Linked DNA regions of Mus musculus: regions 1, 3, 4, 5, 6 and 7 are each linked to region 2. A link is a loop called in an ENCODE intact Hi-C map of the cell type or tissue named here. Cell type or tissue: left cerebral cortex. All regions are shown on one strand.

The links. A loop is a pair of places that touch in the nucleus more often than their neighbours do. Peaks named below come from ENCODE experiments on the same cell type or tissue, not always from the same donor. Only the 100,000 strongest peaks of a DNase experiment are listed, where the experiment ranks them.
Region 1: a loop joins it to region 2, with 7 times the contacts of the local background. A loop is called at or near these places in 3 of 42 quality-filtered maps.
Region 3: it touches region 2 in a loop (3-fold over the local background); 11 of 42 quality-filtered maps call a loop at or near these places.
Region 4: it touches region 2 in a loop (5-fold over the local background); 2 of 42 quality-filtered maps call a loop at or near these places.
Region 5: it touches region 2 in a loop (4-fold over the local background); 3 of 42 quality-filtered maps call a loop at or near these places.
Region 6: a loop joins it to region 2, with 6 times the contacts of the local background. A loop is called at or near these places in 18 of 42 quality-filtered maps.
Region 7: a loop joins it to region 2, with 5 times the contacts of the local background. A loop is called at or near these places in 15 of 42 quality-filtered maps.

Annotation. Positions count from the first base shown.
Region 1 is chr16:37,537,794-37,541,793 of GRCm38, forward strand. It overlaps Gtf2e1 (general transcription factor II E, polypeptide 1 (alpha subunit)), which reads right to left and starts at 1,996. Exons shown (of 5, transcript NM_028812.4): 1 at 1,860-1,996. Rabl3 (RAB, member RAS oncogene family-like 3) reads left to right here and starts at 2,101. Exons shown (of 8, transcript NM_001042499.1): 1 at 2,101-2,167. The coding sequence starts at 2,122. In left cerebral cortex, a CTCF peak has its summit at 2,459; DNase peaks (open chromatin) are centred at 1,237, 2,028 and 2,314; H3K4me3 peaks cover 1,940 bases; H3K27ac peaks cover 2,027 bases.
Region 2 is chr16:37,681,218-37,685,217 of GRCm38, forward strand. It overlaps Gm35833 (a long non-coding RNA gene), which reads left to right. Exons shown (of 3, transcript XR_876061.1): 1 at 1-3; 2 at 2,091-2,290; 3 at 3,166-4,000. Among named protein-coding and RNA genes, the nearest start is that of Gm35833, 2.5 kb to the left of the region's middle. In left cerebral cortex, CTCF peaks have their summits at 1,569 (motif pointing left), 3,647 (motif pointing right) and 3,847; DNase peaks (open chromatin) are centred at 829, 1,558, 2,033, 2,759 and 2 more places; H3K4me3 peaks cover 1,331 bases; H3K27ac peaks cover 3,115 bases.
Region 3 is chr16:38,195,518-38,199,517 of GRCm38, forward strand. All of the region lies in intron 7 of Gsk3b (glycogen synthase kinase 3 beta), which reads left to right. Among named protein-coding and RNA genes, the nearest start is that of Gm25617, 40 kb to the left of the region's middle. In left cerebral cortex, a CTCF peak has its summit at 1,963 (motif pointing left); DNase peaks (open chromatin) are centred at 1,038 and 1,962.
Region 4 is chr16:37,613,365-37,617,364 of GRCm38, forward strand. Hgd (homogentisate 1, 2-dioxygenase) reads left to right here. Exons shown (of 14, transcript NM_013547.3): 7 at 1,999-2,033; 8 at 2,812-2,891; 9 at 3,388-3,487. Among named protein-coding and RNA genes, the nearest start is that of Gm46559, 18 kb to the left of the region's middle. In left cerebral cortex, a CTCF peak has its summit at 1,200 (motif pointing right); DNase peaks (open chromatin) are centred at 1,341, 2,359 and 2,952; H3K27ac peaks cover 3,220 bases.
Region 5 is chr16:36,875,292-36,879,291 of GRCm38, forward strand. It overlaps a transcript of Golgb1 not described here. Among named protein-coding and RNA genes, the nearest start is that of Golgb1, 7.7 kb to the right of the region's middle. In left cerebral cortex, a CTCF peak has its summit at 2,228 (motif pointing left); DNase peaks (open chromatin) are centred at 363 and 3,768; H3K4me3 peaks cover 1,081 bases; H3K27ac peaks cover 792 bases.
Region 6 is chr16:37,107,447-37,111,446 of GRCm38, forward strand. Stxbp5l (syntaxin binding protein 5-like) reads right to left here. Exons shown (of 28, transcript NM_172440.3): 28 at 1-4,000. Among named protein-coding and RNA genes, the nearest start is that of Polq, 98 kb to the left of the region's middle. In left cerebral cortex, a CTCF peak has its summit at 2,004 (motif pointing right); DNase peaks (open chromatin) are centred at 1,475 and 2,015.
Region 7 is chr16:37,290,456-37,294,455 of GRCm38, forward strand. It overlaps Stxbp5l (syntaxin binding protein 5-like), which reads right to left. Exons shown (of 28, transcript NM_172440.3): 6 at 474-608. Among named protein-coding and RNA genes, the nearest start is that of Stxbp5l, 93 kb to the right of the region's middle. In left cerebral cortex, a CTCF peak has its summit at 2,339 (motif pointing right); a DNase peak (open chromatin) is centred at 2,336.

The DNA of each region.
Region 1 (4,000 bases), 140 kb before region 2:
TGCTTTGCTCTCCTCTGTCCCACCTCAGACACTGTATGCTCCAGACCATTGGTTCTCAACCCTGACTGTAAAGCAATCACCTAGGCAACATTTTTAAGTCTACTAACACTGGGCCCCATTTCCAAGAGTTCTGTTTCAGTTACTATAGAAGGGCCAGATTAGGAACGCAGCTACTTTTAAAATGCCTTTAGATTACTCTAATGTGCAACAAGTCCCTGATCATTGCTCTAATCTGTCCCATGGCCATGACCATTTTGTATCCTTCAAATGAACATCCTGCATGGAGAGGACTAGTACTTGCTGTTCAGCCTGTTTCCTCTGTCTGATACTCCTCTGGGTGTCCTGAAAATCAGTACAAAGGGACGTTATCAATACTCTTCCAGCCAATAGTTTGAAGCTTGGAAATCCCAGGTCAGCTTCTTAGTGTTAGCCCCAGAAAATCCACAGCCTTCATTTCTTCACATATAAAATAATTAAAGAGCCTTTCTCACACAGGGCTTTGCTCCTTCCCCACATCCCCAATTAAGATAAATCAAGAGTATTCAATCTCTGGGCTTCTTAAAGCTCCTTAAATCAAGTTCTAAAACTGACAGCCCATACAGAACGTTTTCAACAACTTTATGAATTGGTTGTCGACATTTAAAAATCTTGGGTGCCTATAAATCCCAACTGCCTACTCCTCTTGCAGATTGGAAGTAAATGGCCAAAGTCAGACCATGTTCCTATATTAGCTAGTCTCTATGGCAGGTGACACTTAAGTAACTTCTCTGTCTGTGGAGGCTTCTTGGTGTGGTAGCTAGTGGTCTTCATTTATCTTCTTCTCTTCACAGTAATCAGGCATCTCATCTCCCAACGTCACCTTACCCAGTCCAGACCTAGATTCTAGTTGTAAAAACTTTTAAGGACCACTGTGCCCCTGGTGTGGAACTGGGAGAATCAAAAGTTCAAACCACTCTGCTTTTTTAGCAAAGTCATCCTCATATCCACCCTCAGTCCTCAAAGCTAAGCCCAAACCTTTCTCCTACTGTAGTTAGGCTTTGGGTAATGTTTCCTGGCCTTCTCAAATCCCCAACAGTGGCATCCAACACTCTCCCTCGCATTTCCTCAGAATTTGTACAGTTTCTACTTCGAAGGCCTCTTGTTCATTAATGCTAGCGCCTAGCATATTCTACTGAGATACCTGAACTTTCAATACATCCTCTGGGCACGTGTTCTTGTAGCATATCCATCCTGCCAGCTTCCACACAAATCACTTGTTTCACACCTGCATCCCAATAATGAGCGCTATAAGCCATCTTTTTTTTTTCTTTTTAAATTTAACTTGTAATTGCTTTAAGCAAGGAGCTACTACATTAAACTTGTGATTTTTGAAAAAACTATGCTGGATGAAAAGGGATTTAAAAAAAAAACACAAAGTGGGTGCAGGAAGCCCTTTTAGTTAGACTATTTTTAAATACTACTTCCCAAGTTCTAGAAGAACGTGGATCCTACAGAGCCTCTACAGTTTTCTGTTACTGTATTTTACGAACTCTCCATTCCTTCGTCCTACGACGGAGACAGCTCCGGACCGAGGTGCCCTCCACCAGCTGTGTTCAGACATGTCCAGACCCCGAGACCCCACAGTCCCTCAGACGCGCCCAGGGGCTTCCCGGGCCACACTCGACGCCGCCAAGCCCGTCCTACCCGAGGTCGCACATGGGCCGCTCCGGGGCAATGGTTCTTTAGAAGACTAAGAAGAGGACCAAAGCAAGAGGTGGCCGAGGAGAGGGGACTAGACAAGGAAGGGGACGGATAGAAGAAACCATGAAATGCCACGCCAGGTCAGAAACCGGGAACAAGGACGGGAGAATGAGGTTTACCCAAGTGGATGCTCGAACACTCCCACTACAGCCGCCCTCAGCACCTCAACTACCGGCTTCAGCCAGCCCACGCCACTTGCGAGACAAGGACGAACGCCTAATTCCTGCGACCGGTTTGGAAACCGCCCGCTAATCCGCACCCCGAAGCTTTCGATCAGTCACGCTCTGACCGACCAATGAGATGATTTGCCCTGCCCACAAGCCCTGCGCTGATTGGTGAGAATCCAGGAACGGGCGTCAACCTCAAGGAAATCGTGGCAAGATGGCGTCCCTGGATCGGGTGAAGGTTCTGGTGTTGGGAGACTCAGGTGAGCCGCTTAACCCACGTCTGGGACTACCAACACGCCCGAGCTTCCCGACACCGCTCTCTCTTCGCTGTTTACCCCCCCAGCTGCCTAGCGCTTAGGTCGACAGCTGAAATTCCTTTCAAGACCTTAAAACTACACTTCCCAGAGGACTTTGCTCCTTTTGTCGACGTGGTGGCGTGGCGGGAGGTGGGGGGCGCGGAGTCTATGGGTGGAAAAGGGACTAGTTCCACTCACTATCACTCCTAGTGACCCTCTAGGAAAATTTTTGCTTCCTGTCCCCACAACCCTAGGTTCTGCTGGCCTAGAAGTTTTGGTTCCAGAGAGGGGAGAGCTCCTACCAGGAGCCACAAAAAACATTCCAGTTCTTCCACTGCAAGCTTTGTTGCTGGGGAGTGGGTGTGGGGTAAGACATGGTCTCACTAAGTAGTCCTGACTAACGTAGAACTAGCTATGTATATCAGGCTAGTCTAAAACTCACTATATAAACAAGGCAGGCCTAAAATGAAGAGATACACCTGCCTCTGCCACTGTATTAGTCAGGGTCCTCTAGAGTCACAGAACTTATGGGTAGTTTCTTATAGTAAGGGAATTTGTTGATGACCTACGGTCTGTAGCCCAACTCCCCAACAATGGTCAGCAGCAGCTGTGAATGGAAGTCCAAGGATCTAGCAGTTGCTCAGTCCCACAAGGCAAGCAAACGAAGAAGAATCTTCCTCCTTCCAATGTCCTTAAGTAGGTCTCCAGCAGAAGGTGTAGCCCAGATTAAAGGTGTAGGCCTCCCTGCCTGGTGCTGGGACTTGCTTTGTCCCAGATGACCTTGAACTCAGAGATCTCCTTGTCTTAGTCTCCTGGGATTCATAGCCACTATGCCTCAAGATCCAGGTCAGAAACTTGAATCTCCCAGCCACGAGATCAGGATCACAGTGAGCCCTCCAATTCTGGATTGTAGTTCATTCCAGATATAGTCCAGCTGACAACCAAGAATAGCCACTACAGCCGCCGACCTTCTTTAAGACAAGCTCTCCCCTTGGCCTGGAGCCCCTAGGCTAAGGCTGTCAGGCCAACAAACATCAGGGATTGCCTCTCTCTGCCTCCCCAGCACTGACATTAGAGACGTGTGCCTCTTTGCCTGGCTGCTGTGTGTCAGTTCTGTGAACACAACTCGGGTTCTCATGCTTGTAGGGCAAGCACTGAGCCCCATGCGGTTCTTTTGTTTGTTTTTAAGTACACTTTGTATATGATCACAATAACAACATGGTATAATAGAGAAAGTCATATGGCTGGCAATAGTGCTCTAAGGTGATGTTGTTGTTTGGTTTTTTTTTTTTTATACTTTCTCAGTTTTTGGTAATAGAGTTTTTATAATAAAAAGTAAATATTAATGATAGGTCTATATATAACATTGCACAACAAAGAGATTTCCCAAGTGTTTGATACAATTAACAACAGCCAGGTAAATGAATGAGTGACTCCACACCCGCAAATAAAAGACTCATAGCCATGAAAATAGAAGACTCATCTCTTTCCTCTCCACCTAGCTCTTGAAGAGGTGCCCTTTAGTGTTAATGAAAAGATTGCCTGAGCCCAATAGATCTAAAAGGGGGTGAAGCATTGCTTCAAAATTAATAGGCATGATGAAGGAAAGCAAGTGGAATTACCATCATCGTCATTCAGAGGATAAGTCTGGGACCATGTGGTTAGCTGCTTTTTTCAGACCTACATGTAGGCACCAAAGTCCTTTGAGTATGGTAGCATGGCATCATGGATCCTGTCACGGGAGGTATTCAAACAATTTGTTAGATGTTCCCTGGCTTGGAAGAGGTGGTATAAATG
Region 2 (4,000 bases):
GAGGTCAGAGGCAGGCAGGTGTGGTGGTGCTGGAGAAGTAGCTGAGAGCTTTGTAAAGCAAACAGAAGGCAAAGGGGAAGGGGAAGGGGAGAGGGAGAGGGAGAGGGAGAGGGAGAGGGAGAGGGAGAGGGAGAGGGAGAGGGAGAGACTAGATCTGTTATAAGCTTTTGAAACCTCAAGGCCAACCCCAAATGACACACCTCCTCCCACAGGCCACACCTTCCAATCCTTTCCAGACAGTTCACCAACTGGGGACCAGTTGTGTACACATATGACACTATGGGGGCCATTCTCATTCAAACCACCACACCAAATATCCTCTCTGTAGTCTCCTTGCTTTCTCCTCTGAGTTCCCTCCTGTAATGTCTGTTATGGTTCAAACATTTCTTTTAAGTTACTAATTTCCTGAAATTGTGTGTGTGTGTGTGTGTGTGTGTGTGTGTGTGTGTGTGTGTGTGTGTCTTTCGAGACAGGGTTTCTCTGTGTAGGCCTGGCTGTCCTGGAACTCACTCTGTAGACCAGGCTGGCCTCGAACTCAGAAATCCACCTGCCTCTGCCTCCCGAGTGCTGGGATTAAAGGCATGCGCCACCATGCCCGGCTCTGAAATAATATTTTTATATGGAGAATTCTCTTTCTTAAACAGCATAATCCAGCCATTTTTAATACATTCACGAGCATCAACACTTTGTCATTTCATTGTCAGCATCCCCGAAAGAAGTCTGCTTCTCATTAAGTTCCTCCCCATGTCTCCCTCTCCCTTCCTCAAGCACCGGACACCCACACATTTAGTTTCTGTTTCTATGAAGTATAAATGGAATCACACAATACAACATGTCTCAATTCGCTTCTTTCAATTAGCTTAAAGAGTTAAAGGGTCATCCTTGTTAACAGCTCAATACTCCATTTTTGTGACTGAGGCATTCACTGTCCTGATAAGCAACTGGCCAAGGGACAGATGGGATATTTCTGCTTTGGGGTCATGATGAACAATGGTGCCGTGAACATCTGTGTGTAGAGATATTTGGGTGGACATGTTTTTGTTTTAGTTTTAGTTCTCCAGCATATATACCTAGGATTGAAGCATGAGGCTGGCCCAGACCTTAAGGAAACATTTGCTTTCTCTCCAGTCCCAGGATTTTTCCAAAGGGAACGACACAAGAGGTGTCCACTGGGTCTGTAACACTGGTGCTACCATTTCTGAGTCAAACACTCCAGCTCAAACATACAGGCTTTGGGTGGCATTGTTAGACCCAGGAGACAAACCACTGCAGTGACTGTAACAGCAGCTTGCGGCACCCAGTGGGGGGAGGGGGGAATACAGAACCACCCTTTTTGTTTTTTTACCAAGCTCTTAATATATAGAGACAATTTTATGTCAAGGACCTGGTTACTTGAACGATCATCTCCCTGAACCTATGAAGAACCTTGGATTATGGTTCCTGGGGGTGGTGTGTGAAGCAGACACTGAGAGGGGAAATTTATAGTACCAAATAAACAGTCTACAAGCTTGGAACAGGGCTGTGCGCTCCATAATTTCCCATCTCTGACTGAAACCTGCCCCCTGCTGGCCATGATCGGCAGGCATCCATAGCAGGGGCAGTTGAGTAGGTTTCTTCTACCTTATGACTAACAAGTTAGAAAATGTTACAATCCATTCAGCTATTGCAACACAGACATTTCATCTTGCTCAGAGCATTTATCTTTTGCCTGTTTTTTACCCCCTTTCAACCGAAGCAGAGCTTGACTAGTTTCGGTTGTGAATCTTTCATTGGCAATAAATATTATTTGTATTTTGCAGTGTCTGTCAAGGCCATTCTGCTCCCATGGACTCACAAGTCCCCCAAATCCTCTTCTACGGTGACAATAAGCAAGGGCTATTCAAAACGGGAGGTATAATTTGGAGGCTGTCAATTTGCCAGGAATTTTGCAAAGGTGTCTTGCAGATAGAATAAAGGGTCCCCTTGACTTCTGTGGAATATGCGCTTAGCTTAGCCAGATCCCTGCAGAGTGTCAGATGTGTTGGGATCCCACGAACACATGACAACACTTTTCTTTTTTTTCTCCTCCTACATCAACACCCTGCAAGCAGACCCAGAGCACAAAGTCAGCCCTGGAAAGAAGAGGAGCCAGTGTCAACCAGCTGGATGGTGAGAGGAAAACGTGGAGGTTGGCAGAAGGACAAAGGAAAGGCGGCTACCTCGTCCTGAGGGAACGAAAGAGCAAGTGGCCATTTCCGGAGAGCTGCACTGCTCCCTGCAAGGCTGTGAACCAATGGTGGTTTGCCTTCAGGTTAACAAAAGAAAAGGAATCCTTTGGATGTTTGCCCAGAGCCTTTGAAAATAACCTCATGCTACCACCCTGAACAATGTTTTAGGGACATTTAGGGACCCTGAAAGAGGCATAGCTCTTTTATGAAAGGAAAGTTGCTTGTTTTGTTTTGAGACTGGTTCTCACTTTGCAGACCAGGCTGGCCTCTGCCACTGTGCCTCTCCCGGTAAATTGCTAATTTGTGAAGAGGAGGTTTTGAAGAGAAGGGGAGGGGGCATAAGACGGTCCATTCGGGGGGAACAAGCATCCTAGTCACACATCTGAAAATCTGCCCCTCCTTCACGTGATGCTCATACCCTCTGCCTATTGCCCAGGGGTCTCCCTTGCTAACCCAGGACCACTCCCCACGGGTGTGGCTGCTCCAGTCAACAGCTGCTAGCTCCTATATTCTGTTCCTGTTGCTTCAACGCTGGAGGTCCTTCTTTGTCTCTCCCTCAACCGCTGCCTCTGGACTTGGCATTTCTCATACAGAAGGCTAGCCTTTGTGTCCTTTAGGAAGGACAGGGCTTCTACCTTGTTTAATATCAACCTTAAGGAGAGGAGACGAGAGAAGAGGGGGAGAGGCCGGGAAGGAGGGGGAGACAGAGACAAAGAGGGGGAGGGGAGAGAAAGGAAGAGATAATGAGGAGAGGGAAGAAGGAAGGGAGGAAAGGAGGGAGGAGAGACAGACAGACACACACACACACACACAGAGAGAGAGAGAGGGGGGAGAGGGAGAGGGAGAGAGAGAGAGAGAGAGAGAGAGAGAGAGAGAGAGAGAGAGAGAGAGATTTTTTCTTCTGTCTTTCAGAGAACATTCTGCTCTTGCTGTTCTCAGTTCTTCCTGTCTTTTGCAGAGCTTAAGACCGAGGGGAGAGGGAAGGAAAGGAGAGCCGGGTGCGTCTTCGCTGCTATGGAGTTGGATGGCTTATTTTGGATGGCTTCCTATCTAGACCCGGCAGGCCCGCCCCCTAAGCAAAGAGGCCTTGTTTAATGCCAGCGTCACATTTGAGGCAAGAAGATGAAAGTTCAGAAAAAGTCCCCCTTTTTAGGAATTTTTGCAGCACTTTTATTTGCGTGACACATATTAAAAAAAAAAAAAAAAAGTCTGTTCGGCTACCCTCCTGCATGCCCTCCCATTAGCATGGCCCCTTCATAACTGCCTCCTCTGGGCCTTGGGACCTTGGCAATCAGTCAGGGCATTTAAGCTCTGGCATTAGGCAGCAGGATTTGGAAAAGCCAAGACCTTGGGAAAGAAAATAAAAGTCTTAAGTGGTCAAAGCTGGGGTTACGTAATCCTATTTCTCTTGGGATCCAGATGGTAACGTTCTTCAGGGCAGCCAGTAGGGGGAGCTCAGGACGTTTATCAGAACTCCAGCGATCCGATGGTCAGGAGCCAAGTCAAGGCACAAATAAAACAATGAACCTTTGTGGTTTCTCTTCAGCTCTTAATCCCGAGAGGCTTCAACCCGGACAGCCTGATTCCCACCCTGAAGGACCCAGCGACCTTCTCCCAGGACGCCTTAATAGGTTTTCCGGAGTCTGTAGACTCAAATCCCCCGCCCCCTCCTCCTAAGTCTCTCATCGGTTTCCCAGGCTCTTGTGGGCTCCGTGCCTTTCTTTTGTCTTCCTGACTTTCTTGTGTCTAAGTTTCTTTCTTGTTTCTCTTCACTATCCTCGAGTCACTAGTAA
Region 3 (4,000 bases), 510 kb after region 2:
CCAACCAGTCAGAAGAGTCAGAGACAGCCCTGCTCCTACTGCTCCCTGGAGTCCCACAAGAAGACCAAGGTACACACAACCATATGCAGGGGACCTAGGTCAGACCCATTCAGGTTCCCTCTCCATAGCCCCAGTTAGTCCAGGTTAGTTGATTCTGTGAGTTTTCTTTGGTGTCCTTAACCCCTCTGGTTCCTACTTTTAAAATTGCAGAAACAGAAATAGTATTCATTTGGGGGTTTGTTTACCCCAAGATTTTCAGACATTGCCCTTTCTTGAATATTCTGCTTAGGCTGAGATTCACCTGGAATTTTTTTAATGTTTTGTTTCTGCAAATATATAGCAGATGAATGGTTTTACTTTGGTGCTCATATGGTTTTTTTTATATAATCACAGAATAGTTACCTTTTTATGGAAGGACAGAACTTGTTTCCAAGTTTATGAAGCAAAGGCTGATAGCTAAAAACAGTTCTAATAAAGAATAGATTAGAAGGCTTCCACTTCCTAGTTTCAAAACTAATCATGCAGTTACAGTAAGTAAGAGAATGTAGAACTTGCATGCGTATAGAAATGGAATATAATTGAGAGCCAAGAAATAAATCTTTACATTTATGGCCAATTGATTTTTTTTTTGACATGTATTCTAAGAGAATTCACTGTGAGAAAACCGTAATTACAGGCAGTAGTACTTAGACTACTGGGTATGTATGTTCAGAAGAATAAAGTTGGAATCTATCTTTCTTATTACACTTTTGTGGAGGAGAGAACATTTATACAATCCATGGAACTGTGAATTAGCACAGACAGTATGGAAAAATATTTGAAGGTTCCTTAGAAGACAAATGTTTAATTATAGCATGATCAAGTCCCCTCCTGCACGAGTATCTATCCCGAATACTTGAGAGTGTGAAAGCTGCGCCCTCGGATAGTCATTGCAGCATTGTTTGTCGTAGCCAAGATGTGAATGACACCAGCCTGTGTCATCGTTCAAGAAACAGATGGTGATGTCATCATCATTGAATAAATGGATGGCGATATGCTTTATTTCAGCTTGCAGTTCTCAGGCCACACTCCATCACTGAGGGAAGTCAGGGCTGAAACTCAAGGCAGCATCCTAGAGGCAGGGACTGAAGTGGAGGCCATGGAGATGTGCTGCTTACTGGATTGTGCTCATGGCTTGCTCAGCCTGCTTTCTTATGGCACACAGGATCACCAGCCCAGTGGTACCACCACCCACAGTGACATGGGTCCTCCCATTTCAATCTTCAGCCATGGAAAATGCACTTTAGACTTCTCTACAGGCTAGTCTTATGGAGGTATTGTTTTTAATTGAGAGTCCCTCTTCCCAAATGACACTATCTTATGTCATGTTGACATAGAACTAGCCAGCACACCCCTTATCCTTTTAGAAAGTCTTTCAGGGTATACACCCTTGTAGCTGCGTGTATTGAGTTAGTGAAGGATTTTATCTTGGGATTGGGCCTGGAATGTAGAAGTTGTTGAACTGAAGGAGCTCAAAGGTAGGTTTAGAGGAAACAAGCGAGACCAAGGAGTGGGCTGTGTCATCTCTGGTAACTGAGCAGTGTGAGCAGTGTGCAGACGCTGGGTTTCTGTTGCAGTGCTATCTGGAAAGGCTTCTTCTTAAGAATCTAACCCTTGAACTGAGTCTTCACCATGGAAACACATAAACTATTTAAAGAGGAAGGTAATGCTTAGCAGTTTACCTGAAGACAGGCCTGTTTTAAATACAGCTTGTGGTTGTGAATGCAGGGCTGATAGATTGAGTGTACCAGGAACGAGGAACCTAGAGCTGTGGGCAGTAGGTGCATACTATATTCTAGGGAGTTAGAAAGCCACTGCAGGATTTTGAGCAGAGGAGTACCAGTTCTAATATAGTTTCTTTACTACACAGCAGCTTAAACAAAACGGCTACACCTGCAGCTCCTTCTTTGAAGTTTGGTGCCCTCTGGTGTTGAGCCATAAAAAAGCAACTAATCCCTTCTGAGTATTGTAGTTGTAATGCATTGCATGCATTGTATCCTATTGTAGTTGTTTTGTCTGTTGTCCTTGTGATGTAGTGTAGTCCTTGTTCAGTCGGTTTTAGACAGCCATAGAGGGCGAAGCTCAGGAGACCTCAACCCTAGCTTAAGAGCTACAGGCAACTAAGGAATGCTGAGAGCAGGAGAGATAGCTTTCTCAGGGAAGAGCATACTTAATTGATATCCAGTCCAAATGGTTATCTCTGACAATGTGTAATACAAGTAACATCGTTCTGACTGAGTGCTCTTGTGTGCTCCGCCCCCCCAACACCTGTCCCTGTCTATGTGTGAAAGGTTAAAGCAAAGCCATGAAATTTGAAAGGGTGGGGGAAGTGGTAAGGTTTGGAGGGGGAAAAGGGAACGGGAGAATGATATAACTATCTCAAAAAATAAGAAAATTGGTTTTTTTTTTTTTTAAAAAAAAACCTATGCAAGAAACACCCTTTTCAGAGCTTTTTATAGATACTTTCTGTGGTGTTTGTTTATTTATTTATTTACTTCAGGATGTCAGTTTGGCATCTGTTTTGATGTTTTCCATGTGGGGTCAATTTGTTACTCGTGGGTGAAAAAATATTGTAAGAAATGTAGACAATGCCAGATCTAGCTGAAACGATTTTGTTTAAGGGATGAACAAACATCCCAAAGGGATGTAGCAGATAGATCCCTGATTTTCCATTCATCCTGCCCATCTCTACAGTATAGAATGATGGGCAGAAGAAAAGATACTTTCTGCATAGATGGACAGATCATAAACTCTGTTACAATAGAAGTGTGATTCCACCTCTGAGTGATAAGTATTATTTCTCCTTCCTCTTTTACTACGTGAATATTCTAGTTTCCTTTCTGTTGCTGTGATTTCAAAACAAAACAAAAAATACGCTGACCGAAAGCTCCTCAGGGGAAAAGAATTTATTTGGCTTACACTTCCAGGTCGCAGTCTGCCATTGAGGAAAGTCAGAGCAGAAACTTGGTGACAAGCCTGTTTACTCCATTCTCACACAGCATTACCTCTGACCAGGAAGCTCATTCATAGCTAAAGATGTACAGCAGAAACTTGGAAGGATGCTGCTTGGCGGCTTACTGGCAGATCCGTGCTAAGCTGGCTCTCTTACACAGCCCAGGACCTGCCTGCCCAGCAAGTGGTGCCTCCACATTGGGCTGGGCTTTCCTGGATCAGTCAACGAACAGTCCCATATAATACCCCATAGTCCAGTCTCATCCCGGCTGTTCCTCAGTTGAGACTCCTTTCTCAGGTGACTTGAGGCTGTGTCAGGTTGGCAATTAAGAGCTCACTAGGACATTGCACTGCCGTGCTTAGAGAAAAGTGCATAGAGCAAAGTGACGAGTTCACGTTGTTGAGGGACTTCATTTATACGGAATTCATAAGTAAGTATTCTTTTTTGTGAATAGGTATCTTTCATCAAAGTTTCTTGGAGATTAAAATAATCCTATTTCTTAAAATCCAACTGAACTTCATTCTGTTTCTGAAGTGATACGGTCCTTATTAAATATGCTATCCATAAAATGAAAAAAATTAAGCTGTCCAATTTTAAAACATTAGCTGTGTTAAATCAGGTAAAATGCTCTCTAAACCTATTAAAAATTAATGTGACAACTAGGCCTTTCAAAGTTGAGCTGTAGTGGTTATTAAAATGTCTTTTCCTTGTGGTGTTGGCTTTGCTCTGTTGTCATGGGGTCTCCCTAGGTTTTAGACTTTTAGCTTGACCTTTGTTCACTGAGCAGCCCTTATTTCTATCAGCATACTGTTTTCTACCTTAGCTGCCAGTGTGAATAGAGTTTGCTTCTGTCCCATCTGCCTGCCTCGTGGATCTTCTTACATGAACACCAGCTCCTCGCTCTCCATCAAGGTGTTTTCAAGAGTCCTTAATTTATGTTGTATGATTGTGTCAGCCCTGGTGTTTTTATTATGTCAGTGGCCTCAGGGGCTCTGTTGGCTTTGTTTT
Region 4 (4,000 bases), 68 kb before region 2:
CATCCCCTAAGTATCTATTAGCCAGAGAGTGAAGACCTAGTAAACTCGTGTGCAAACACAGTTCTTTTATAATTATTCCCCTCTCAGAGAAATGTCGATATGTATTCATTGATAACAACAAATTAAGAGGGGGCTGGAGAAGTGTCTCAGTGGGTTAAGAGCACTGACTCTTCTTCCTAAGGTCCTGAGTTCAATTCCCAGCAACCCCATCGTGGCTCACAACCATCTGTGATGGGATCTGATGCCCTCTTCTGTTGTGTCTGAAGACAGCGACATTGTACTCATATACACAAAATAAATAAAATCTTTTTTTTTAAATATGAATTTCTATTTTGACAGACTCTTGTGACATATACAAGAATGTCAGGAACAGTGTAGGCAGAAAAGGAAAGGTTAGGGCCTTGTGACGAAGGAGCGGCTCACGTAGGCAGATTGGGGACAAATAGAGTTAATGTCTAAGGATTGCTAGGGTTCAAGTCCAAAGCCAAGCTGCACGAGCAGTTCTGTAGGCAAAGTAACAGACTTGGCTTTTGCTAAGAGCTTAGCAGCTCGGCGCAAGCTTAATGTACCGCATACTAATTAGCTCATATCCTGCGGTCTTTAAGGAGGACACATGTCACAGCACCTATGTGCACAAACTAGGACAACTTGAGGAATCACTTCTCTCCTTCTACCATGTGGGTCCCAGGGATCAAACTCAGATTCTCAGCCTTGGTGGCAGATGCCTTTACATGGTCGGCTGTACCACTGGCCTCTCTATTCTGTTTTGTTTTCCTTTAAAAAGTAAATGATATCCCTGCCTTTTCTTTGGAAAGCAGACCATCATGGCGGCTTTGGATGCAACCTCTAGGACAGTGGTTGTGAACCTAGGTGTTAAGACCCCTTTGAGGGTCGCATATCAGATACCTTGCATATAGGATATACATTACATTACGATTCATGACAGTAGCAAAATGACTGTCATAAAGCAGCATCGAAATAATTTCATGGTTGGTGGTCACCACCACATGAGGAACTGTACTTACTGAAGGGTCACAGCGTGAGGAAGGTTGAGAACCACTGCCCTCGAACTACACTTTTGTTCTTCAAACTGAATTCTGATCTTGCTGACTTAATTAATGTATGCGAGCTATTCAACTTTTAAAAGATTGTTTTTATTTATATTTCACTTTATGCATATTGATATTTTGCCTGCCTATATATCTGTGTACCATGTGTGCCTGGTGCCTGTAGAGACCAGAAGAGGGAGTTGAATCCCCTGGCACTGGAGATAGGGGTGGTTGTGAGCAACCATGGGAGTGCTAGGAATAGAACTTGGCTCCTTTAGACAACAAACAAGTGCTCTTAACTGAAGATCCATCTCTCCTCCCTTAGCTGTTCCACTTTTGAGTCATCCATCTCTCCTCCCTTAGCTGTTCCACTTTTGAGTCATGAATCAAGGCCAAGATCGCAGCCTGGTAGGAAGCATTGGAGACCTCCCTTTGGGTCTAGCCTTGTATGAGGTCAATCCCCCCCACACCCCCCCCCGCACGCACGCACACACGCACGCACGCACGAACTCCACATAAGCCACGTTGGCTTCCCTTTATTTCTCTGTAGCAGCCCCATTAGCCTCATTGCTTTAGAGCGCCTGAACGTGCTTCTTCTTTTGCCAGGAGTTTCTCCTCTTGCCTAGATGATAACAGATCTCTTGTCCAAAGCCTCATCAGTGGGCAGGAGGCCTTTGTTGTCTCCCCAAACCAGTTCAGGTCCCTATTCCTTCATGCCCCTGAACTTGACTTTCGCAGCATCATTGCGCTTTGCCCTTAGGGCAGTCCGCAATTGTGTGCTTCCTGTGGAAGTCTGTCAGACTCTAAGCTCCACAGGGAAGCTTCCGCTGATCACTTTATACCCAGCACCTGGTTCATGGTAGGCACTAAATAATAATTTGCGGAATGAATAAACTTGTCCAGAATGTGTTAAGGCTGAAAATCACAGAAAGTACTCTGTAAATTTCAGGTGCTTTTACAACTCAGATGGGGATTTCCTGATTGGTAAGTTCCTGGTTGGTAAGACTGACTGATTCCCTAGCCCCAAGCTATATTCCAGTTGGGTTTTTTTGTTTTGTTTTGTTTTGTTTTGTTTTTGTATTTTATTTGCCTGCATTCCCCCGTCTACAAGAGTGAGGTCCAGACACCACTGGTGGTCTGGAAAAGATTCCTAGTGTACCTCAAAGTGTCCAACGTATATTCTGGGCTTTCTGCCTATGGCTGTCTCTGCTGGGCATCTCCCGTGTGGGAGATCTTGGCAATGGAATGAAATGGCATTCCTAACGTGACTAACTTATTAGGAAAATTCTATTTGCTTTTAAACTCTCTGAAGGAAAGCCCATTTGTCATCAACGACCACGCACAGTTCGGGTACAAATTTTATGAGACCATCTAAAACCTAAGACCCGTGAGAGGTTTTGTGGTGTTTAGTTTTAGTATTCAGGAGTGAACATTCCCCTGTAGTCAGCAGACATGCAAATGCCAGCATTCTGGCTGAAATGTCAGAAAAGAGTAGTTTTCTGTGCTATTTCTATGACCCTTTTGGGTCAATTCACAAAAGTGTATATTTACAGGCTCCTCAAAGTGGGAAAGAAGATAGAGATTTTGAAGAATTTTCAAAATCTTGTAGGCAGTAAAATAGCTAACTGACATTGTCAGAATACAGTTCACCCCTAAGAGACCCCTCGTTCGCAATAACAAGCAAATACAAGCATTAAGCTTTCGGGTTCTCCTTTGAACAGGATTGCTCACTACTACACGGTCTTTTCCCCTCTCCTCCCAGTTCCCCAGAAAGGGAAACTTCTCATTTACACCGAGTTTGGCAAGATGTCCCTGCAGCCCAATGAAATCTGCGTCATTCAGGTTGGTTCTGAGCCCCCCTCTCCCCACCACTTCTCCCTAATTTGGGAGCAATCAGATGTTTCAGTTGCTGCTATTTCTAACCCTAAAATGTCTCTGTCATGTCTGGGCGACCATAGGGAGGAGTCAGAGTTAAACAGAAGGCTTCGGGGTAAGCGGGCTTGGTGCCTGCTTTGTTTAATATAGCGCACAATCACCAAGCAGAGAGTGGTTACCACTTCCTTTCCCTAAGTGTTAGTAGTCTGCTTCAGGCTGTGTCAGAGACAGGAGACGGTGAAGGTATTCACAAATATATTGAGTTGTGGCTAACTGGGGGCTGCTGTTATCTCTGGACCCAATAAGACATTAATTATTGGTATGATTAGGAATTAGATTTTTTTTCCTTTGTGGCCCATCTTTAATCTGCTCACCTGGAACAGCATCCTTGGGAACACAAGCACTTTATTTCTGCATATAACTGCAAGAATATGATTGATGATGCCACGCTTCTGTCCTCCAGAGAGGAATGCGATTCAGCGTCGATGTCTTTGAGGAGACCAGGGGCTACATCCTGGAGGTCTATGGTGTCCACTTTGAGTTACCTGACCTGGGACCCATCGGTAAATCTTCACCCCAAGCCTTGCTTGAGATTCATCTCCTCCCATCTCTTCCTGGCTCTCACACTCAAACTTCAACTTCCCCCTTCAGACAACTTCCTTAGACAAAATGCCTGCCTACAAGATATATGAACAATAGAAAATGGTCCAAACCAATCTATTATACGTTCCTCTAAAACAATAAGATAGAACAATGGCAATAAAGTCATTTAATGGGTTTCTGGTTAGATGTTTATATTATAAGGGATGCAAAAGGGGTTAACAAAAATAGCTTTACCAAAGATGAGATTTGAGACTTGATTAAATTCTTTTTTTTTTTTTAAATCAGAGTCTCTCATAGCCCAGGCTGACCTCTTATTCTCTGTATAGATAAGAACAGCCTTGAACTTCTTCCTGGGTGCTGGGATTATAGGTGTTTGCTACCATGCCCAGCCCCATGCGGTGCAGGGCACTGAACCCAGGGCTTTCTGCTACTCAAGGACTTTACCATCTGAGCTCCTTGGCCCTGAGATTCAA
Region 5 (4,000 bases), 810 kb before region 2:
AGCTCCGCAACGGCTCTGCTGCGAGCCCCGGGCCAAGGGGCTCGGGACACGGCTCAGCCGGCCGCCCCGCCCCTCACCTCCGGGCTCCGCCGCCTTCACCCGCCCGCCCTAGGTGGTCGCCCAGTGCCCGCCGCCGTACTCGGCCCGGGGACACAGACACCCAGTCAGTCTGCCGGCAGGGTCGTTCCTCCCCGGGGAGCCCCGGAGGCGGGCGAGCTGGTCAGCCCTACGTGCACGGACGGCCCTGTGTCCGAGCGGCCTGGGCAAGCCAGCCTGGGCACCGAGCCGGGGACGCTAGAGGCAACCTGCCCCAGCCCTGTGCTCGCCCCAGCCCTGAACAAACTTAGTGTTCCGCTGTCGCCGTTACCGCAGTCGAGGCCCACGAATGATCCTGCTGTTGGGTTAGGAAGATGACGGAGAGATGATCCAGAAGGAAGGGAATGTTGAAGGGAGTTCTGGAGGAAAAAAAAAAACCCTTGGTGTGGCCTTGTGGCATGGGTTTGTTGTTGCGCAGCAGGAATGAGAACAGGAGGACGAGCCTCAGGGCGATTGAAGGAAATATTTGCCTGGTTTATTTAAAGCCCCGCAGTTGGTCTGTGAGGAGAGGACAGTTTTGGGAGTGGAACAGATATTTAAAATCATGGATAAACACGTTGACTTTTAGAGATAGTTGGAAGCTCTCCATTAAAGGAATGGATTTCCAGATTTGAGCAAGATGGACTGTGCAAGAGTTTATAACAAAGTGTGGAGGCCTTTCTAGAAACATGAGTAAATAGGGTTTGGATGATCGGAATGACCGTAAAGGGTCAGATTCAGGAAATGTTCTGTTAGAAAAATGAGACGACTTGGAGTAGACACGGGAGAAAAAAAAATGAGGACAACTAAAAAATTTTAGAGGTTAAAAGTATAGCCAAATGGTAGGTCTCTTACTTCCAGAAGGCCCTGGCCTGAAGCATTGGTGTTGGTTACACGGCCTTTACTTCCTTGATCCTGGTAGGACTGTTTGATGCTTCCGTCCTCACTGTGCTTTAACATTTGTTTAACTACAGAAGTAGTTTCTGAACATTCTTAATTGCATATGCTACAGGTAAAATATCTTGAATGTATTCCTAAGTATATTGATTAAGTAAATTTTATGTTAATTTGGATAGTGTAACAATATCTCTGAAAATACACCACAGATTATAAAATATACAAAAATACTAGAGAATTAAATGAAAAATTAAAAAAAAAATCTGTCTACAACGGTCACGACGGAATTTGAAGATCACATAAAATGTGCCTCTTGGTTTCTCACGATGATGGTCAACATTTCTGAGGATTTCCACGATTTGGGGGGGGGTGGGAATGGGGTTCCCATTCTACTGGAATATAGTCCTTTCTAAAAGTAATCATCTTTAGAAGATTTTCCCTTTAACTCTCTTGTTCCCAGCACCTCAGCCCATTTGGATTAAAGAGATGTTGAGACTATGCTTATTTATAAAATATATCATTAACTTCTCTTGGTTACCTACTAGCAATAAATTATTTGTGACACATTGATGCGCATTACATACTGCCTGTTAGTAACAACCCAGACTGGACTACACTCAGAGCCTTATGCATGTGAGGCAAGCACTCTGATACCAAGCTACATCCCCAACCCTTAATGAAGACTACTTTATGAAGTAATGAAGAGAATGAGAAATCCTCTTTCTTATTTTAGGTACTTTAGGGTTGCTTTTTTTGTTGTTTTTGTTTGTGTTTGTGTTTTCAATAGTTCCAGATAGCCCTGGCTGCCCTGGAACTGGCTCTATAGACCGGGCTGGCCTCAAACAGATACCCATGCCTCTGCTTCCCAGGTGCTGGATTAGAGACAAGCGTTGCCTCTGCCTGGCTCAGTTATATGTGCTCTTGATCAATGGAAATCCAGAACCAAAGGGTATAATGCAAAGCACAATTCTGTCTACTTGCCTCTCTCCATTCCCCACTCCAGAAATTCTGGAAATCATTTGTCCCTAAGACACATTCCAAAGGCCAGTAGTACATACTCCCCCGCCCCCGCAAGTCATAATACATCCTTTTGCCACTTAATATTATACAGCAGCTCTGAGATGAACGTCTGAATCATGAAGGGCTCAATATAAAGTATTATGAGTATTCATATGCTAACAGTAGAAAGTTCTGAGTTCATTTCTCAGCAACTACCTTAGCTCACAGCCACCCGTAATGGGTTCTGATGCCCCCTTCTGGCGTGTACCTGTACATGCCTAGAGAACATTTTATGCACATAAAGTAAATAAATAAATAAAATAAAAAAGAAAGTTCATTGCCATGAAACTTCATGCACAAATTATTAAAAATACTATGTAAAATTGCTGTCAGTCTCTTTGTGTAAAATATATATGGAGTTTAAATGATTTTTTGTGTCTCAACTTAGTTCCTGTTCCCAACATGACTCTTTCATATGTGTATAAATACTCCAAAATCCAACGTGTTTCAAAATCTGAAACCAAAAATTTTGACATAGCACATTCAATCTATATTGAGCATTTTCAGTGAACATGAGAATAAAACACTACCCTACTCTTTCAGGCAGCTATACAGCCTTACCTTGTAGAAATTAAAAAAGGAAATACAGTTAGCAGTCCTCCCCTGATGGGCATTTAGGTTGTTTGTGATCATGAACAGTCAAACACTGCTGTGAGGACATCTTTGTTTCCAAGTGTGCTTATGTCTGTGTGAGCCTGTATGTGGAAAAATAAGTTACCTGAGGGTATACTAATTGTTATGAATCGTTATTTTAGCTTACATACCTAGAAAAATAAGGTCACCCACATCACTATTAATGTGGTACCCCCCCACCCCCCCCCCCACACACATCCCTGTTTTCATCCTGGATGAAGAGTGGGTTGAGGAAGTTACTCAAAAAAAAGGGGGTGGCTTTTGTGTGTCACCACCAGCCAAGAAACTTGTAGAATTGTGTCACTGGACAAATTCCCTGCATATTAGTTTACTCATCTTAAAATTAGAGCTATTGATTGTATCTACTTCTTAGTGTCCTTGGATAAAATTAAACAATGAGGATAAATAAGTTCTATGTAAAGGCCTGGAGCATTGTTTGGTAGGCAGTGGTATGTATATATGCTGTAGGTACCATTTATTTCTAAGTTAGTAAAAATCAGGTTTTTTGTATTATGAAATGTTATTTCTGCTTGTAAAGGTCTATCCTAATCTTGATACGGATTTTCTAGCTGTTGTAGCAATACTGACCTATTAACTCTTCAGGCTGGTGGTAGATCACTTTGAAAATTAAGACGTTAAAACCACAGAGAGCCAATCAAAAATGCATGAGATGAACATGAATGCCTCAGTGACTTGTGGGCATGTGATTTAGATTTCAGAGAAAGGAATGGGAGTGGGTACACAGAGGCACCCATTTGTGCTGTTTGACTCTTTTGCTTCTATTCCTGTGCAAGTTATACTATGGTCTCTGTGGCTAGGGATGTGCCATCTATTTCTTGTATAATTCCTAGTGAAACACTACCTACCAGATACATATCTTTAAATTAGTAATTGTCAATAAACAGTGAAGGCTTTGAGAAAAACTTCTTTAAAATTTTTTTTGCTCGCATTTTATTGTAAATTTTATTTTAATTTGTATGGATGTTTTGCTTGTATGTATGTCTGTGCACTAAGTATGTGTATAGTACCCCTGGAACTGGAGTTACAGATGGTAGTAAGCCACTGTGTGGGCGCTAGGAACCAAATGCATGTTTTCTGAAAGAGCAACCAGTGCTCTTAAGCGCTGAGCCATCTCTCCAGCGCTAGGCATTTTATTTGACTTTGCAGTACTTCTTCAGGGAAGTGTCAGATCATACGGCAGGGAGGGTGTGTCGAGCATGAACTTGGAGAGTGCCCTTCTATTTGCCTGTTTTATAGAAGCTTGGCCTTCACTTGGAGCTCTGTTTGAGTTTCCTGTTTAGTTGTTCTTTGTGATGCTGGCACTTTGTGAAGTGAC
Region 6 (4,000 bases), 570 kb before region 2:
AAATGTTTCAATCTATGATCATGTATTACATGCAGTTGTCATGGATTTTGGCTTCCTAGATCTGGAATATCTGTCTTTCCTCATCTTTTGTTATACCAAACTTCCTAGGGGGCAGCCGTATTTAGAAATTGCCAAGTGTAGTTCTATTTAACATTTCCACAGGACGAGACCTAGCTTGCATCTTGGCAGGGATGCTGTGTTCTTGTCAAAGGCAGAACAGGATGTTGATTTGCCCCATCACTGGTGACAGGACTTTGGTCCCTCAATAACAAATATGGTATCTTCCATGTTTTTTTGGTGTAAATGTCTTTTAATGTTTAACAGTTTTGAAGACACTTGGAGATGATGTAAATCATTCTCTACTGAGATCCTACTTCACCCCATTAGCTTGAGCACTAACTGGTATATACCGCCCAACATATTATAACAATGGTTATCTAACAGCAACTTTTAAATTCCATTTACACTTATTAGCTGGCATTTGATTGTGTGAATAACTTTCTCTCTTCCATATTTACTTATTATCAGTGTGAATTCATGGGTTCCTATTTTATTCTATTACTATGTTTTATAGTTAAATTATCCTTGACTTGGCCTGTGTAAGCTCTTTCAAGCTGTTTTTGAGTGCTTCTGAAACGTAGCTATCTTTCATCGAATACTTCACCTTCTGATACAGACTATATTCCAGAATTGAACCAGTCACTCTTCATGATGCTCTAGCCCATTAGCAGGAAAGAATACTTGGAAATCATAATCCAGCATTAATTGTCTTGATTGCTTTGTATCTTTCTGTCTATTCAGTGTTCAGAATTAGGAAATATTTATATACAACATATACACACCTTTTCAGCATGCATACACACACATATAATATATATTTATATGTGTATCTATGTATATAGCTATTTATATAGATACAATTATATAAATATGTATAGTATATATATATATGTATATATATATATATGGACAATCATGTTCACACTGATAACCAATTGTATTCGACATTACAAGAGTTTTCCTACCTTTTCTTCTTTAAGAAGTTTTATTATTTTAAATTGAGACATAATAACTATACTGACAGGGAATATTTGATAGTCCTGTACATCCTTAGCATAATCACCCCCTCAACTGTCACCTCTTTGTGGTGGAACACTTAAAAGTCCTCTTCTTTATCCATTTTGAGCATAAAAGTTACAGCCCCAGTTACCGTGCTATATGTAGAAGCACCAAAATTTAAAGCATTTTAGGTTTTTCTTTTAATTGTATACCCTTCTGCAGTCTCTGTGAGAAACTTGGCTCCCATGTCCTCAATGAATTTATTTAAATGCTCAATTCCTTGAATGTGGCCACCCTCCAGAACCAAAGGGGTTGCCTCTGCCCTGCTTCAAAGACGACCTCAAATTCCAAGGTCACTGACCAGGGAAGTCTCAGCTGCCCCTCCCCCCGCTCAGCTCTGTGGGTGCACCTCTTACTTCACCCCTGTGGTACCCACTTCTATGTGAGCTTGCCACTGCTAACCTGCCCCAGTGCTGGGCTTGCCCTTTAAATAGAGCAGATGGCAGGAGCGGCTTGAGGAAGGAAGTCCTGTTGAATGGGAGTGAGGGAGCAGGGGAGGCAGGAACGGAATGACAGAGGAAGGGAGACGAGGGGGGGGGGGAAGCAGAAGAAAATGGAGAACAGAGTTTTGTGGACTTATGTTGTCATCACAGAAAGACAAACTGATTCTGCTGAGACAGATCTGAAATAGAGACTAGCATTTATATTTTAAAAGGCCCTATACCTTTTTCTTTTACTCAAAAGTATTTTTTAGCCCAAGGCTAGTTGTCGTTCCTTTCAGCTATAGAAGAAAGCTTGTGGTGGAGGAAGAATTTTCCTAAGATAATTAGAACTTTGGAAGAAGAATACGATCAGTTGGCTAAGGCCACCATATAGGAAAATACCAGAAGGAGAATCAACCAGCTGGTGAGAGCAGAGCAAATCAGAGGATTCCATGACCACTAGATGGAAGCATAAACTCACAGCAGACTCATTCTTCCAGCTTGAGCTGTAAAAGCAGGAAGGCGGTCAAGGCCACCCTGAGGTGTAAGTCCTTGCACCACCACAGTGTCTTGTGGGCACTGTTATCAAGTTTGCCTTTATATTTATTCCACCGCAGGTCCCAGTTAATCAATAGCCTTACAGTTTGTCTTTAAATTTTCACTAAACTCTTACACATGTCTGCAATTTGATAGAAAATCTGAATAGGTATTTCTAACCCGAGTCAATCCATAAATTTAAACAGAATCTGTATACATCTAGGGAACTTAGATTTTGTTTTCTGCTTTTTGCTCAATTCAGTGTGTTCTCTTCATCCCCTCCATGTCTTTTAAAAACATCCATTCTTGGTAAAACTACAGTTAACACTTTGCAAATGAATGTTTTACCTCTATATATTTAATCTTGGCAAAAATCATTAGTATATGACATCATGACATAAGAGAGCATCTATGTACAAACATATACAATTTTATTGATATCTCTACAGACTACAAGAATTTTAGGTATAGTCACAATTGCTGAATGCAACAGAAAAATAGTAATTTGTCCTTTTCTGAAAAGATGCAAAAATTCTGAAGATGAGAGAAAGATTCATCAATGGTGTCACCTGTCTGTTATTTCCTAGAGTAAAACATCGCATAATTCAGTACTAAACGTGATAGGTTATTAGAGATTTTTGATACTGTGTACAACTATCCAAAACCACCACCTAGTTCATCTTCTGGCTTTGCTGTTGAGAACAGTGGGCCAAGATGAGAGGGGAAGTGGCGTGAGGGAGAGGACTCGGAGTGTTTTTGTGTCATTGCCTCCCACTGGCTGGACTCTTTCTTGCTGGAGTGTGAGCACTTTTTCAGGGCACTTGTTCTCAGATTATGATTTTTCCATTTATGCACATACCCCATAAGTCAAAGAACAAATTCAAGTGGCCCTGGGAGCTTTAGGAATAGCAATAAAACAAGGAAGAGTTGTTCTCCCTGTTTGCTAACCTCAGGTCCAGCAGGACACCCACAGCAGAGCAGGCGCCTCTCAACATGTCTGCTCCTGGAGAAGGGTGCCTAATAAACTTCAGAGGATTTAGTGAGTGTTTTGGGGAATTTCCAATGTCTAGATATTGAGATTAATTTTACCATTTAGCCTTTTATACTGCTGATTTTATGATATTTCTAGTGTCTTATCTAAAAGACAGTCAAAATTTACATCCTTGACTTAAATAACTGAAATCAAGTCACACAGTAATATTACAGAGTTACAAAGACTTAGTGGAGTTGACTGGTTAGAAATGTACACTCACTTTTGTTCTGTGAGAGTCACAGAATAAATGCCAATCAAGATAAGACTGTCTCTTTTACATTCTGTCTTCCCCGGTCCCTAGGAAGGGGCTAAGAATCAGCCAATGAAGGCAAGAGTCTTTCTTAGTCAGTTCATAAAGCAGTGGTTACCCAAGGTTGGCTGGACACTGGACCCATGTTTAGAGCTTTCAAGAATACTGAGTTCCTTTCCCAGTCTAAGACATTTTGAAATCATTGGAATTTTAAAAATCTCAAATGACTGTTATATACAGCCAAGGCTGACTATCACTCTTCCAGAAAAAAAATATTAATAAAGGCATTCTGTTTTGGTTGTATCAAAACCTCCTCACTTCCCTCAGACTCTCATATCCCTCCTCATACCCACAGGTTTCCCCCACGCTATACCCTCTGTCCTGTTTCTAGATGAGACCTTACTGATGTCTTCTATTCAGGAAGACAGATATACTATTCAGGCCAGTAGATAGAAATACTAGACTTTTTAGCACATGCTTCCTGGAATCTTGCATATGAGAGACAATGGTCAACCTGTTGGTTGATGATCATCTCTGATACCTGGGTTGTGTGGATACACAGTACTACCACCTAAGATGGAGCTGAGTAACTGTAGGTGAAGAAGCTGCAAAGCTGTTGTTTCTCCTAACACACTGAGA
Region 7 (4,000 bases), 390 kb before region 2:
CAGGGTTGGGAGAATAAAATCTGGAGTATAAATAAATAAATAAATAAATAAATGACAAAAACAGAGATATTTCATATTATGTCAAAAATTAAGGGGAAAATTTTATGCTGTTTTGCCACTTAAAGATGATGACTATATTCATATTGGTATATTTTCTGTCTCTAACATTAATTTTCAAAACCCTGAAAATGTCACTAGCAAAACATAACTGTCAGAAATTATGACAAGATTCTGAAATAACATATATTACTAATGCATCTTAAGAAATGGAGAGTAATTAAAATACAATTTACATAAAAATAAAACACATTAGCTCAACTATATCTATTTTAAAGTTATCTGTGGTTTTCATTCAATATCATTTAAATTAAGTAAACATTAGTAATGGATGTATTAACTAATTATAACCCCACAAGTCACATAACACATGCACTACTTTTGTCAGATAAAGTGACAGGTAAGTTCAAACTCACAGTTCAATTGCCTTGTTCCACATGATGACATATCCAGAAAGAATGAAAGATTCAATATTTACAATATGTGTATTTCCTCTTTCTGTTCCAACATAGAGCCATTTACTCTGGAAAGGTAGATGACAGTAAGTAATTCTGAAAGAAAGAAAATTACAATTAAAATATCTGAATTTTACAGTTGATCAGTACATTTTCCTTACACATATCACACTAACATAAAGTTATAGTTATATAAATGATAGAATAACCTATGTACCGAGAGAGCATTTCGTTATTAATAGAACATAGGAGAAAAATACTAAAATTAATAATGACAATCATTATTAAATGCATGTTTATTACAGGCATGGATTTACATCATATTTAGTTTCAATTTTTTGACTAAAGCACAAAAATATGAGTTGTAGATAATAATGGGAACAATGATGTTTGAGACATATGTACACTGAAAATATTTAAATCATTTAACACTTCAAAATGAAGAAGGCTTATGGAACCTTTGCTTCCAGCATTAGTAAGTGGTGTACATTATTGTCACTTATGGTCATACTGTGTGACAGTATTTCAGAGCTTCCTTTACATATCTGACATTAATCCACCTTCCCCAGACTCCCCACACACCCTTCCTTCTTCCTTGGCTTAGCTTCTGGTAACTATCATTTGAATCACCATTTCTAAGAGAGCAACAGCACTATTTGTCATTCTGAATACAAGTATGTATTTCTGTTTCTCATAGGAGAAACTACAGTGATTTTTTTTTCAGTAACAGGAAATTGAACTTTGTTTTCAGTTTTTTATTAAATTACAATAGTCACATGTACTCAAAATGACAAAGGCATGTTCTTATAATCTTTCTAAAACTGTGACTAGGTATCTACTTTGAGAATGGAACCATTCTACATTGTAATTTAAAATTGTCTAATATAATTGGGATAATTCTAAGTGCTTTATATATCATAGACAAAATACAATAAAACTTGTAAACCTCTATTCTATAGATATTAAGTTTATGTCTATTGATGTATACATGAGACTAACCTATTTGCTTTATAATTGCCAAAGTCCATCATAAAAAAGTCTTACTTATACTAACAAGTATAAGTGGAAAAACTGTGATACAAACCATTCCTGTTCAGTTACAAAATTTAGTATCTTCTCACTGAGCTCCAATGTTTATTTATTTAAATAAAAGTCATTTTAAAGACAAATTAGGTACATAATGAACATAAATTTCAGAGTTCGTGGTGAAGTAGTAGTTTAGTTATCTGTACTTTCTTCAGATGCTTGGCATTATGTATTAGGAGGAAAACTGTTAAGGTCAGAGAATCACTTTATTCTCTCTCTCTTTCTCTCTCTTTCTCTCTCTCTCTCTCTCTCTCTCTCTCTCTCTCTCTCTCTGTCTCTATCTCTGTGTGTGTGTGTGTGTGTGAGTGTATGTGAATGTAGAGGTCAGAGGACAATCTCAGGTACTGGGCCACTGTTCCCACCTCACGTAAGGCAGCATTTCTCTTACTTGCCATAGTACTGCATACTTCAGGCTAGCTATCCTTCTTTTCCCTTCTCTTGTCTCTACCCTCCCATCTTAACATAGGAGTGCTGGAATCACAGACATGTGCCACCATATCAAGACTTCCTTGAGTTTCAGCATTCTATCTTCATCTTCATAATGGGCTTTCTGGCCAGCTCTGAGACCTGTTCAATATCTAGAGACATGAGGACTACTGTGTATGAAATAATAAATTCAATGATTCATCTACTAACATTGTAATTAGTCTCTCTAATTTGAATTCATTGTGCTCTTCTGGACATTCTTTTTAAATGTATGAGTGCTCAGTCTGTTTATACATCTGCAGGCCATAAGAGGGCATCAGATCCCTTTATAGATGATCATGAGCCACCATGTGGTTGTTGAGAATTGAATTCTGGACCTCTAAAAGAGGAGCCCCTTCTTAGAATTGGGAACAAAATACCCATGGAAGGAGTTACAGAGACAAAGTTTGGAGCTGTGACGAAAGGATGGACCATCTAGAGACTGCCATATCTGGGGATCCATCCCATAATCAGCTTCCAAACGCTGACACCATTGCATACACTAATAAGATTTTGCTGAAAGGACCCAGATAGAGCTATATCTCTTGTGAGACTATGCCGGGGCCTAGCAATCACAGAAGTGAATGCTCACAGTCAGCTATTGGATGGACCACAGGGCCTCCAATGGAGGAGCTAGAGAAAGTACCCAAGGAGCTAAAGGGATCGGCAATCCTATAGGTGGAACAACAATATGAACTAACCAGTACCCCCCTGGAGCTTGTGTCTCTAGCTGCATATGAATCAGAAAATGGCCTAGTCGGCCATCAGTGGAAAGAGAGGCCCATTAGTCGTGCAAACTTTATATGCCTCAGTACAGGGGAACGACAGGGCCAAGAAGTGGGAGTCGGGAGTGGGGGGAGCGTGTGGGGGACTTTTGGGATAGCATTGGAAATGTAAATGAAATAAATACCCAATTTTTTTTTAAAAAAAGAGGAGCCAGTGCTCTTAACTACTGAACCATCTCAGAAGCCCCTTCTAGATACAATAAGTTCACAGATAATCACTTGCCAGAACATATTACTGCACCAAATATTTCCTAGAGTTTACTTGGAAGATTATCTAATAGACTATCATAAAAGCTGAACAAAATTTTGACAGGCAAACAGATATACTTTTTAAAAAGTTAATGGTAAATTCACATGATTCTATCTTATAACACACATAAGAGTGAAGCTTATGAGCACTATGGTTAAGAGTCAACAGTAAACAGCCAGGCTTTTCAGTACATATTCTCAGGCTGCCATATTGAATGTTTCAATATCCTACCTCTCTGAACCAAATGTTATCTATCCTGTAGAAAGCATCAAGCATATCACATTAAAAAACACTAGAAGCATGCTGTGACATAAGAAACTGCAAAGTAAATTGATTTTTCTAATTAATGAGTAACCTACATGATACTGGGAATCTTTAATTAAAAATTGAAGCCTAGAATAGCTGTCTCCAAGGGATAGTTACTAATATTACACAGGAAATAACTTGATGGCCATGTTTCTAGGCAGTGAATGATCAATTTTCTATTTAATCTTCAATATAAATAGGAACTCATTTTAAAGAAGTAATACAATCACCATATCTGAATCACAGGAAGAGAGAGAGAAAACAGTCTAAGAGCCTCAAACATGAGAAAACTTCAATATGACATAGTGACCTCAACCTCAGTTAACAAGTAAAATCTGAGAACTGCCAGGTTCAGTGATAAAACCTGAGACAGGAGGTGTGAACAGACCTTATAGAACAGAAAGAAGACAGGAAGAAAATCCCAACAGAACTAGAACTAGCCTGTGAACTAATTCTTTAATGGTGGTTAAGTAAAGAGAAACTGGCAGAGGTCCCATCTAATATCCATCATTGAACTGTTGTCCAAGATTAGAATAACAGTTTAAGATTTTCAAACTTTAGCCTCAGTAATGGTGTCAGGCCTTGGGACCTCCCCT